3 separate regions of the Homo sapiens genome follow, and regions 1 and 2 are each linked to region 3. A link is a contact called in ENCODE Hi-C or POLR2A ChIA-PET data. All regions are on one chromosome and are shown on one strand. Each heading gives the region's core, a stretch centred on a gene start or an enhancer-like site at or near the end of the contact. The rest is flanking DNA. Distances are from core to core; before and after follow the strand shown. Region 1 overlaps LOC105375508 (a long non-coding RNA gene). Region 2 overlaps LOC105375508 (a long non-coding RNA gene). Region 3 overlaps LINC-PINT (long intergenic non-protein coding RNA, p53 induced transcript).

Region 1 (3,112 bases), core at 581-3,080, 250 kb before region 3:
TTTTCTTATTGTTGTATTTCCTATGTGTGGTGAGATACTATTTTAAAACCCAGAGAGGCCTTGGAGACACAGTAAAGGAGGCCAGTTTGGGGTAATGGCTTGACACCAGCTGGGACCATGGAAAACCTATTCTAAGCCTGCGTGCTTTTGGTGTAAGCATGTGGGCACTTGAGGCCTTCTAATATGAAGCCCAATAGCCTTCTGTTCTGGGAAATTGTTCCCTGTTTTATTTGTTTGTTTGGTGGTGCTTAATGACTTCCTTCCTTCCATTTTCTCTGCACTGTCTTTTTCAAATACTCTTGTCAGATTGGACCTTCCTAACTCGCTTCAACGACCCTTGCTTGTTTTCCTCTCATAATATTCCAGCCCAGATTTCGTTTTCTTTTTTTTGCATAAAACTCATATCCTCCATAATGTTTAGAATTTCTTTTTTTCTTTCTTTTCTTCTCTTTTTTTTTTTTTTTTTTGAGATGGAGTCTCGCTCTGTTGCCCAGGCTGGAGTGCAGTGGCACGGTCTTGGCTCACCACAATCTCCACCTCCTGGGTTAAAGTGATTCTCCTGCCTCAGCCTTCCGAGTAGCTGGGATTACAGGTGCACCCCACCACACCTGGCTAATTTTTGTATTTTTTGTAGAGATGGGGTTTCACCATGATGGCCAGGGTGATCTTGAATTCCTGACTTCAGGTGATCTGCCCGCCTCGGCCTCCCAAAGTGCTGGGATCACAGGTGTGAGCCACCACACCTGCCTGTTTAGAATTTCTTGACTGCATTTTTCAGGTCTTATACTAATTTTTTTTTTCCATGTGGACAATCCCATTTTTGTTGATTGTTGTTGTTCTCTTTGTTGTTCTGTGATGTTTCTTTTTTATGGGATCCCGTTTTTGTTTTGTGGATTAAATATTCCCTAAATCTCCCTGAAGATGCTGCATGTTCTTTTCCAGTTCTAAACTGTTCACTTAATTATTTGTTTCCTCTGGAGACATTTTTTCTGTTAATTCTGGTCTTTTTCTTCCATGTTGTGTATTTGCTTCCAAGCTGGTGATCCTTGCCTGGTTTTCCATTTTGTCCTGAAAATTTCCTTTCCAGCAGTCTTTTTCTAAAAGTAAAAGCTCTTAACATCTATCTGCATTGATACCTGAGAACATCTGTATGAGTTGTTCACCCTTAAAGTACACTGTTCTTTCACTACTGATGATGACGTATTGAATAACTCTGGAATCCTCTCACCAAAGGAGGACCTTCTTTAGCTCTTGTAAATAACCTTAGATGATACATCTGCACATCTGAGCATAGCCTGTGTTCTGCTGCAGTTTTCCGTATGGGAGAGGAGTGGTTTATCTCACACTAATGGTCAATATTTAAAGGCTCTCTTTGGGTCCATCTGGTGGAGGGACCTGCCCTGCAGCAGCATCCATCCAGACCCTGCCATCCTGCTCTTTTTGGTAGTTTCTGGTTGTTCTGTTAGTTTCTGAAAAGCACACATGGCCTATTTGTATCCTGGACAATAGTTCCTTCCTTCTGCTCCAAATAGGTTGATTCGTTAGGAGTTCAGGTAAGATGACCTTTATGGGCTAAAGATAAGATATGTGTAAATCCAAAGTTCCATTGAGGGACAGTTCTACCCAGGGTGACAGGAGCTATAACATAGTGACGTTGCAACCCTGTCTTAATGGTGACATGAGTTGTTCTGTAGCCCATCCTACATCTCTGTATTCTAATCTCCTTTAAGATCAGCGATTATATTTTTAGTAGAGCTTGGTTTAGGGGGAAGAAAGATGAAAGAAAACAGAGGGTGAATAAAAGCCCTTTGTGAGAGACACCAGCACAATTATACTGTTACCGGTGGAGGGCGTCCAGGCTCTTGGCGTCTTGAACAAAGAATTGGACAAAACGCACAAACAAAGCAAGGAAGGAATGAAGAGATTTATTGAAAATGAAAGTACACTCCACAGTGTGGGAGCGGGCCCGAGCCTAGGGGCTCAAGGGCCCTGGTACAGAAGTTTGGGGAGTTTAAATACCCTCTGGAGGATTCTGTTGGTTACATTAGGTATGTAGTATGTAAATAGAGGATGAAGTAAAGTTACAAAGTTATTTATTTGGTGTACTCCCTATGGAGAGGATATTTCCTGTCATAGCTGAAGTGTGAATCCGCCTTACATTCCCTGCCTCCAGACCCTATTTTCCTGCCTCAGTGCTAGCAGTTTACACTTGGCTAATTGGTATTTCTTTATCATGGGTAATTGTAAATTTCAATTCCCCTTACCTGGATTATTAGATTCAGACAAATGTGTTTGTAGCTTAAAGGCTTAGGAAGCATGAGCCTTCAATTTCTCTGTAACAGAATGCATTATTTACAATAAAAATGTAGAGGAGCTCATAATCCTGGTTTCAGCTTTAAAACAGAAAAAGGTCTAAAATCATTAAGAATCCTAATTTGGCAAATGAAAGTGGATGAATGCCATGGTTTTAGATTTGGGAGGCTGAGAGTTTAGTTGAGAAACTCTCCAGGCTTTCATGATGCAAATCTCCCTGTTGGAGTAAAAAGATAAAGAAAATTCTAAGTCGTGGTATTAACACTTGTATAACCAGTTACGATGTAGGTGTATGCATCTGTTTTGTAACGATTGTGTTGTTCAGACTTATTCCTAAAGGGCTTTAAAACAGTTACAAGAATCTGACATATTGGACATGTAAAAAATTTAAGCTACTATCCATGTTTTAAATGTCTGGGAAACTCTCATTTTTTAATATCCATTTATTTTTTATTTACTGCTAAGTAAATACATATGTAGATAAATTTAAAATGTTTACAGCATAACGCATTGGACCGTGCAGGATACTAACATGGATATTAGATAAAGTGCTAATAATGAAGTGTGTTCCTCAGATAGAAACATCTCGCCCTCCCCTGGTAACTGCATATTCTGCTTTCAAAGTTCTCTCTGATTACAAAAATCTTTCAAATTCTTTTGATCTAAGAAAAAGAGGAAACCCCATAGAGGGGGAACAAGCCCAGTGCCAGGGTGATCAATTTTGCCTCATTTTTATATAATCCTTTTTGTGGTCATATTTCTCTCCCACCTTAAATCCATTATTCTTCTCCCCATCCCC
Region 2 (3,139 bases), core at 460-2,959, 200 kb before region 3:
ACTCTGTTGCCCAGACTGGGGTGCAGTGGCGTGATCTCGGCTCACTGCAGCTTGGAACTCCTGGGTTCAAGCAATTCTCATGTCTCAGCCTCCCAGGTAGCTGGGACTACAGGCGCATGCCACCACACCCAGCTAATTTTTGTATTTTCTGTAGAGACAGGGTTTTGCCATGGTGGTCAGGCTGGTCTTGAACTCCTGGGCTCAAGTGATCCGCCCACCTTGGCTTCCCAAAGTGTTGGGATTACAGGCGTGAACCACTGCTCTGGGGCCTCCATCACACTTCTTATATTATTCTGTTTATACAATGTTTTTCTACATGAGAGATAAATTCTATGTAACCATCATCCAGGTTAATAAATAAAATAATTCCAAGGTCTTAGAAGCCTCTCCTTAATGTGCCCTTCCCTCTGTCAAGGAGCTCACCACCATCCTAACTTTGGGGTTAATAAGAGCAATGCTTTTAGTTACAGTTTTACCACCAAAGCATGTATTTTTTTGTTCAGTTTGAGCTATTTTGGACTTATATAAGTGTCAGTATTTTAATTTGTTTCTTTGAATGAATGCAGTGTTTATAAGGTTTATCTATATAGATGAATGTAGCTATTTTTTAATGTATCTATTTTGCCAGGCATGCACCTGTAATCCCAGCTACTCAGGAGACTGAGGCGGGAGGATTGCTTGAGCCCAGGAGTTCAAGACCAGCCTAGGCAATATAGTGAGACCCACTCAATCAAGTAATCAGTCAGTTATTTTTGATAAATAATACATGTATCAATGTTAATGTTAAGGTATATTTGTGTTGTTTTCAGTTTTAGGCTTTTGGAAACAATGCTTCTGTAAATATCCTAGTACCTGTCTCATGGGTGTGAAGTTGCTGAATCGTAGGATGCATGCATGTTCGTCTCTGCTAGATCATGTGACATTGTTTTCAAAAATGATTTAAAATGCGCTCCCAACACTGTGAGTTCCAGCTGCTCCATATGTTTACCAGTGCTTGGTATTGTTGTACATTTTTTTTTTGTTTTGAGACGGAGTCTTGCTCTGTCGCCCAGGCTGGAGTGTAGTGGCGCGATCTCAGCTCACTGCAAGCTCCACCTCCCGGGTTCACGCCATTCTCCTGCCTCAACCTCCCGAGTAGCTGGGACTACAGGCATCTGCCAACTCGCCCAGCTAATTTTTTTTTTTTTGTATTTTTAGTAGAGACAGGGTTTCACCGTGTTAGCCAGGATGGTCTCAATCTCCTGACCTCGTGATCTGCCCACCTCGGCCTCCCAAAATGCTGGGATTACAGGCGTGAGCCACTGCGCCCGGCCTGTTGTACTTTTTAATTTTTGCCAATCTGGTGGGTGTATGATGGTCTCATTTTGTTGTTGCTTTGATAACTAATGAAGTTGACCACCTTTACATATGTTTTTTGTTTATTTCTTTAGTTAGGGTATTCAGTTTATACTTACTGCCCCAGCATAATTATTAAAATGGTCCCCCTTTCATTCTCTAACATGTCTTGGTTTGGACAACACATTGTACGGCACCCTAACCTTAGTGGGGTCCCTCCGCTAACATGGAAATTTCCTTCTTGCTCGTTAGTGTTTAGGATGATGTGGTCTGGCATCTCTGAGGAAAGAAAAAAAAATGGGATAAATACAGAAGATTGAGTAAAAACCAGATGAGAGGGAAACCAAACTCATTAACTGGGATTACTCAGTCTGACTCAGGATGACCATTTCCAAAATAATGTGTGATGGAGCTTTCAAATGGGTACAAAGCAGATGAGTTTGAGCAACATAATCCAGCAGTAAAAGTGAAAGAATTTGTTTACCCATTTCTCAGAAATGACTCAAGGCACGATCATTATTTGAAAGCTGGTCACAGTGTCTGCTGCAACCACTCACTCCCCTTTCAGTCTGTAACAAATCTCTTAAAAGCTGACATGTGAAACCAATAGTATGTTTCTTACCTTGAGATCATCTTGTGAAGTTTCTTACTCTATTTTTTAAAATGTGTTTGTTAGATTTTATTTTCTAAGTAATATTGATTAAAAATATTTATACACCTACTTTTAAGTCCACAGTTTAGCACTCTTATTTGTATGGCTTTAAAAGTTATAGCACAGGGTCTTTACATTAAGGACTGGGGGAAAAGATTCCATTCAAAACAAAGCCTGATAATTATAGACATGTTTTTCTCTGTACTTTATTTTAAATACATTAATTTTTAAACAATGCTCATCTTTTTTTTTATCTGGTGGTAAAATACTAGTGCAACTTTTCATCAAAAGAAAGTTGACCACAGATGTAAATGAATTTTCCCAATTGAAAATTGCCCTTCAGCTGCCACTAAATAAAATTTCTCAACCTAACTTAAGTGAAAAGAACTGGTGGTTGTCATTATAAGTAAAAATATAAAGTATCATAGCATTGTCTACATTGCTCCTTACAATACAAACTTTGAAAGAACCAGAGATGCTTTATAGGAGTTTAGTCGGTTTTGAAAAGGCACGTGTGTGTGTGTGTTTTAATATTCTAAAAATTTTCCCACCACCACTCTTTGTGTTGCAGAGACAGCATCGGTGACTACAGGGCTAGACAAGAACATTTGTTCAGACTAAAGAAAGCCAGAAGCCAAAATTCAGCTGCACAGTAACAATGTACTTTTCATCATGCAGCCTTGTGTTTCCTATATATTTGATTTTCTACTATGCATTAGAATACATAAACTTGTATTCTAATGATTTAAGTTTGATTTCACAATATGGAAAAAATTTGAGGAAGAACATGACCTGGGAAAGAGAAAAGGGAGAACTTTTACCACAATGAACATAGATACATTCGTACCCCACTATATGATAAGAATATAATCCATTTAAGTTACAGAAAAGATCTCTTCAGTTATGGGAAAGATCCCTCTGCTGTGGCATTAAGTTTGGGGAGGGGAATTGACTTGTTCCAACAGAAACAGAAACAACAGGAAATAGCTTAACTTTGGTCCACTTGTCTGTTAGCTGAACGACAGTCATACTGCCTATAATCGGTTCAGAAACCCAACAATTATATTTTAAAATATATTCATGTGTAATTTCATTCTAAAACTGGCATAGCTGTTCTGCCCTCATTCTCTGCCTTTTCAGCTTCAGAATGTG
Region 3 (3,442 bases), core at 23-2,522:
AAATAGGGCTACAGAGCTCTTTTTGCTTTTTTTTTTAAAGTGGCAATCTTGAGAAGTATTTACAAGTTTGTAATTCTATACCATGCACTAGCAATGATCACTTTAAACAGGCTACTACACAGATAATATAAAACTATGCATAATTTCTACAGTAATTCCACTTCCCTTTCTTCTGCTCAAGAAATTACTGGATTTCAAGTGACCGAAATTATAGTGATAACTTTGACTTTGTCAAGTTTCACACATCGTGGGGCCAAGATTTGAGCCAGGGCAGTCTGACTCTGAATTTGAACAGTGTTTAATTGCCAGGAACAAACCACAGGGAAAACTTCTAAACAGAAGAATACAGAGCAAAAGGAAATGCCTAGGATTGTTCTTTCTAAATTCTCAACATTTCCCAATACAAAAAGTATTATGGTATAATTACAGTTCTATAAAACAATGTGCTCTATGTATAATAAAAATACCAGCAAAATAAAGAGATTACCTGAAAATTGTAAATCGAAGGACACATTCACATAACTGAGATACAACTGGATTTTTCCCTAAATTTGTTAGATAATTCCACAATTGCCAATTTCGCTCTGTTTGTTGAGATCTGATCTTGGTTTCAAATTTTAAAATTTCACTGTATAATAAAATGAGTTCCATGTCCCTAGGGTTGGGCCACGGAAACAATGTTCTTCTCTGTTCCCACCCAATGTGAGCTATGTATGACAGCAACACATCACATAAAAGGATCTAGAAGCTCAAAATAAAAGGGGAAAAAAAAGTATGTGGGAGGGGAGCAGGATGAAAAGATTAAAATATTTTCTAACTCACTAATTTGAAGCAAACAGGTTTTGTACATATCCAAGGCACTGAGCACAAACAATCCAATTTCAACTGATGTTAATTATTCAGGACTACTACTAAGAAACTAAATTTTAAGTTCTATATTTGTTTAATATAAAAAATTTATAATACAGTTACAAAGGAGGAGAAAAACAAAACAAATATATCAACATGGTCAGACATTGACAATAAAAGATTGTTGACTGGGAATGAAATATGTAACACTCTGTCAACAAAGCTTTTCATACCTTAAAGGAATTTTATACGTAATCCCTTCCTCTTAACCCATTATGTGTTTCGAGTTCCTCTTTCTCCTGACACTGTCAAAAAATCTTTTTCTTTAACGTTTTCCCAGTAATCCAGTTATTCCTAAATTTTCAGCGACATTTTAGAAAGAAATCCAAACCTCAGCTCAGGTTAACATCTATACAGGCACTCCCTCTTGTGGTACAAAGGGAAACTGCCTGTTTACTCCAGCGCTCAAGCCCAAGAAGTCCTTTGAGTTTTAGCGCACTGAAGCAGGTTCTTTATTGTCTTCATTTTATAGACCAGGAAACAGCACAACTGAGGTCCAGCAACTTACTTCCTCGAGGCATAACAACCAGAGAACTGAGATTCAGCTCAGATGTCTGATATCCCTATCCCAAGGCCATGCACTTTGCACCATACCTCATGATCTACAACATCTATTCACCCTGTTCTTTTTGTTACCAAATTTCCAAGAATACCTGTAAAGCAGGTAGTGTAGTGACCACATATTACTGAAAGATGCATTTAATGCAATAAGAAGAATCTAATTTTAAACTTCTACTGTTTTGATGTAGTTTCAAAGCAGCTGCTTAGCTTGTATTTTCAGTTTAATATATTCGTGATCATTAACAAAACAGCGAAGTGAATAATGGGCATAAATTTTCCTAAGAAGAATCATTTTCCATACTTATTTTTCAATATTATCAAAAAGTATGTAATTTTGTGGGTTTTTTTGTTTTTTTTTTTTTTGAAACAGAATCTTGCTCTGTTGCCCAGGCTCGAGTGCAATGGTGCAATCTCGGCTCACTACAACCTCCGCCTCCCAGGTTCAGGCTATTCTCCTGCCTCAGCCTCCCGAGTAGCTGACATTACAGGCGCACACCACCATACCCACCTAATTTTTGTGTTTTTAGTAGAGACAGGGTTTCACCACATTGGCCAGGCTGGTCTAGAACTCCTGACCTCAGGTGATCCCCCCGCCTTGGCCTCTCAAAATGCTGGGATTACAGGCGTAAGCCACCGCGCCCAGCCGTAAACAGAATTTTATTTTGTGTGTTATGGACCCACTTGTAACCAAAAGCGCTTCTTTGAAGGACAAGACAAATAATTAGAATTTCCAAAATAATAAACTGTCATCCTTATTTACATGTTAATGTCAATGGATCTGAATAAAAGAATTTATGCGGCCGGGTGCGGTGGCTCATTCCTGTAATCCCAGCACTTAGGGAGGCCAAGGTGGGTGGATCACCTGAGGTCAGGAGTTCGACACCAGCCTGGTCAACATGTGAAACCCCGTCTCTACTAAAAATACCAAAATTAGCCGAGTGTGGTGGCGCATGCCTGTAATCCCAGCTACTCAGGAGGCTAAGGCAGGAGAATCGCTTGAACCCAGGAGGCGGAGGTTGCAGTGAGCCTTGATCGTGCCACTGCACTCCAGCCTGGACGACAAACTGAGACTCAGTCTCAAAAAAAAAAAAGAAAAAGAAAAAGAATTTATGCTTTGTGTTAATGGCATGTCATAAAATTTCAAAACCTGCTGATTCCCAAACACCTATTTTATTTATCTTCATCATGAATTTATATGATGAAAAGTACCTCCTTTACAGGTTTTAAAAGTTAAATGAGCTATACAAGTCAAGGACTGGTTAGTCTTTTATAAAGTTCACCTTTTTCATCTTCCTTTTACCAGAGAAATATAAAGATGTACTCCCATAAATGGTAAAAATACAGAGGGAAGAAGGCAAGACAGCAAGTAGAAAAAATAATTATCAAAAGCACTACTGAATTCTTCAATGTGACAGGTTTTCACCTGCAAGAATTTTTCCACTCTGGAAATGCCCCGAAGTGTCCCACAGTGATTCCACCTGTACAAGTGAGACTACAGCCCATGATGCTGCCCAACCACAGTTGGCCAAGACCTCCCTAGCTGCCCCTTTCTGCCTGATGTGCCACGTGTGTCCCCCCCCAGAGCTGGGCCATGGAGCAAAGAGGATCAGCTTTAAAGCCCAATCAAACGTAGGCTGCATTCCCCTGATCAAACCTCCAAAGTGAATTCCTGGTTTCCTAACTCAATAAGCAAAACAAACAGATGCAACCTCCAAGTATTTTGTATTCCTCACCTCAGTGAATTCCCCACCACTTGCTGAGAAGGCCACGGCAGAAGCTGAACTAATCCTTGACTCCTTTTTCTCCAATATTCTCCCTATCCTGCCAGTCAAAAGGGCATATAACTCCCAGTCACTGAATCTCTTGACTCAACCTCTCTTCTTTAATCCCAATGCCACAGCTTTAGATAAAGTCCTTCCAACATCTTGCAACCTGGATAACAGCCAAGTCCTATTCATCCCTCTCAACCTGG

What was found. Hi-C counts contacts between places; a loop is a spot of excess contacts on that map. ChIA-PET counts read pairs that join two places held with the same protein, here RNA polymerase II (POLR2A). Pooled maps may share reads with other maps.
Region 1: a loop to region 3 is called in a map of MCF 10A, with 20 times the contacts of the local background. The contact joins two enhancer-like sites. A Hi-C loop is called at or near these places in 1 of 168 maps with a recorded cell type or tissue (MCF 10A) and 2 of 50 pooled maps. POLR2A ChIA-PET finds 5 or more read pairs at or near these places in 2 of 52 experiments (BJ and HepG2).
Region 2: a map of endothelial cell of umbilical vein shows a loop between it and region 3 (2.9-fold over the local background). The contact joins two enhancer-like sites. A Hi-C loop is called at or near these places in 1 of 168 maps with a recorded cell type or tissue (endothelial cell of umbilical vein) and 11 of 50 pooled maps. POLR2A ChIA-PET finds 5 or more read pairs at or near these places in 4 of 52 experiments (BJ, Panc1, activated naive CD4-positive, alpha-beta T cell and 1 more).

Annotation. Positions count from the first base shown.
Region 1 is chr7:130,792,666-130,795,777 of GRCh38, forward strand. The region is part of intron 3 of LOC105375508 (a long non-coding RNA gene); the gene reads left to right. All of the region lies in intron 2 of LOC105375509 (a long non-coding RNA gene), which reads right to left. Among named protein-coding and RNA genes, the nearest start is that of KLF14, 60 kb to the left of the region's middle. Within about 2 kb of position 1,831, at least 2 of the 41 ENCODE cell types and tissues checked have a DNase peak (open chromatin) inside an H3K27ac peak, as active enhancers do.
Region 2 is chr7:130,837,127-130,840,265 of GRCh38, forward strand. All of the region lies in intron 3 of LOC105375508 (a long non-coding RNA gene), which reads left to right. It also overlaps the pseudogene LOC100133252. Among named protein-coding and RNA genes, the nearest start is that of MIR29A, 38 kb to the right of the region's middle. Within about 2 kb of position 1,710, at least 4 of the 41 ENCODE cell types and tissues checked have a DNase peak (open chromatin) inside an H3K27ac peak, as active enhancers do.
Region 3 is chr7:131,039,344-131,042,785 of GRCh38, forward strand. The region is part of intron 3 of LINC-PINT (long intergenic non-protein coding RNA, p53 induced transcript); the gene reads right to left. Among named protein-coding and RNA genes, the nearest start is that of LINC-PINT, 69 kb to the right of the region's middle. Within about 2 kb of position 1,273, at least 14 of the 41 ENCODE cell types and tissues checked have a DNase peak (open chromatin) inside an H3K27ac peak, as active enhancers do.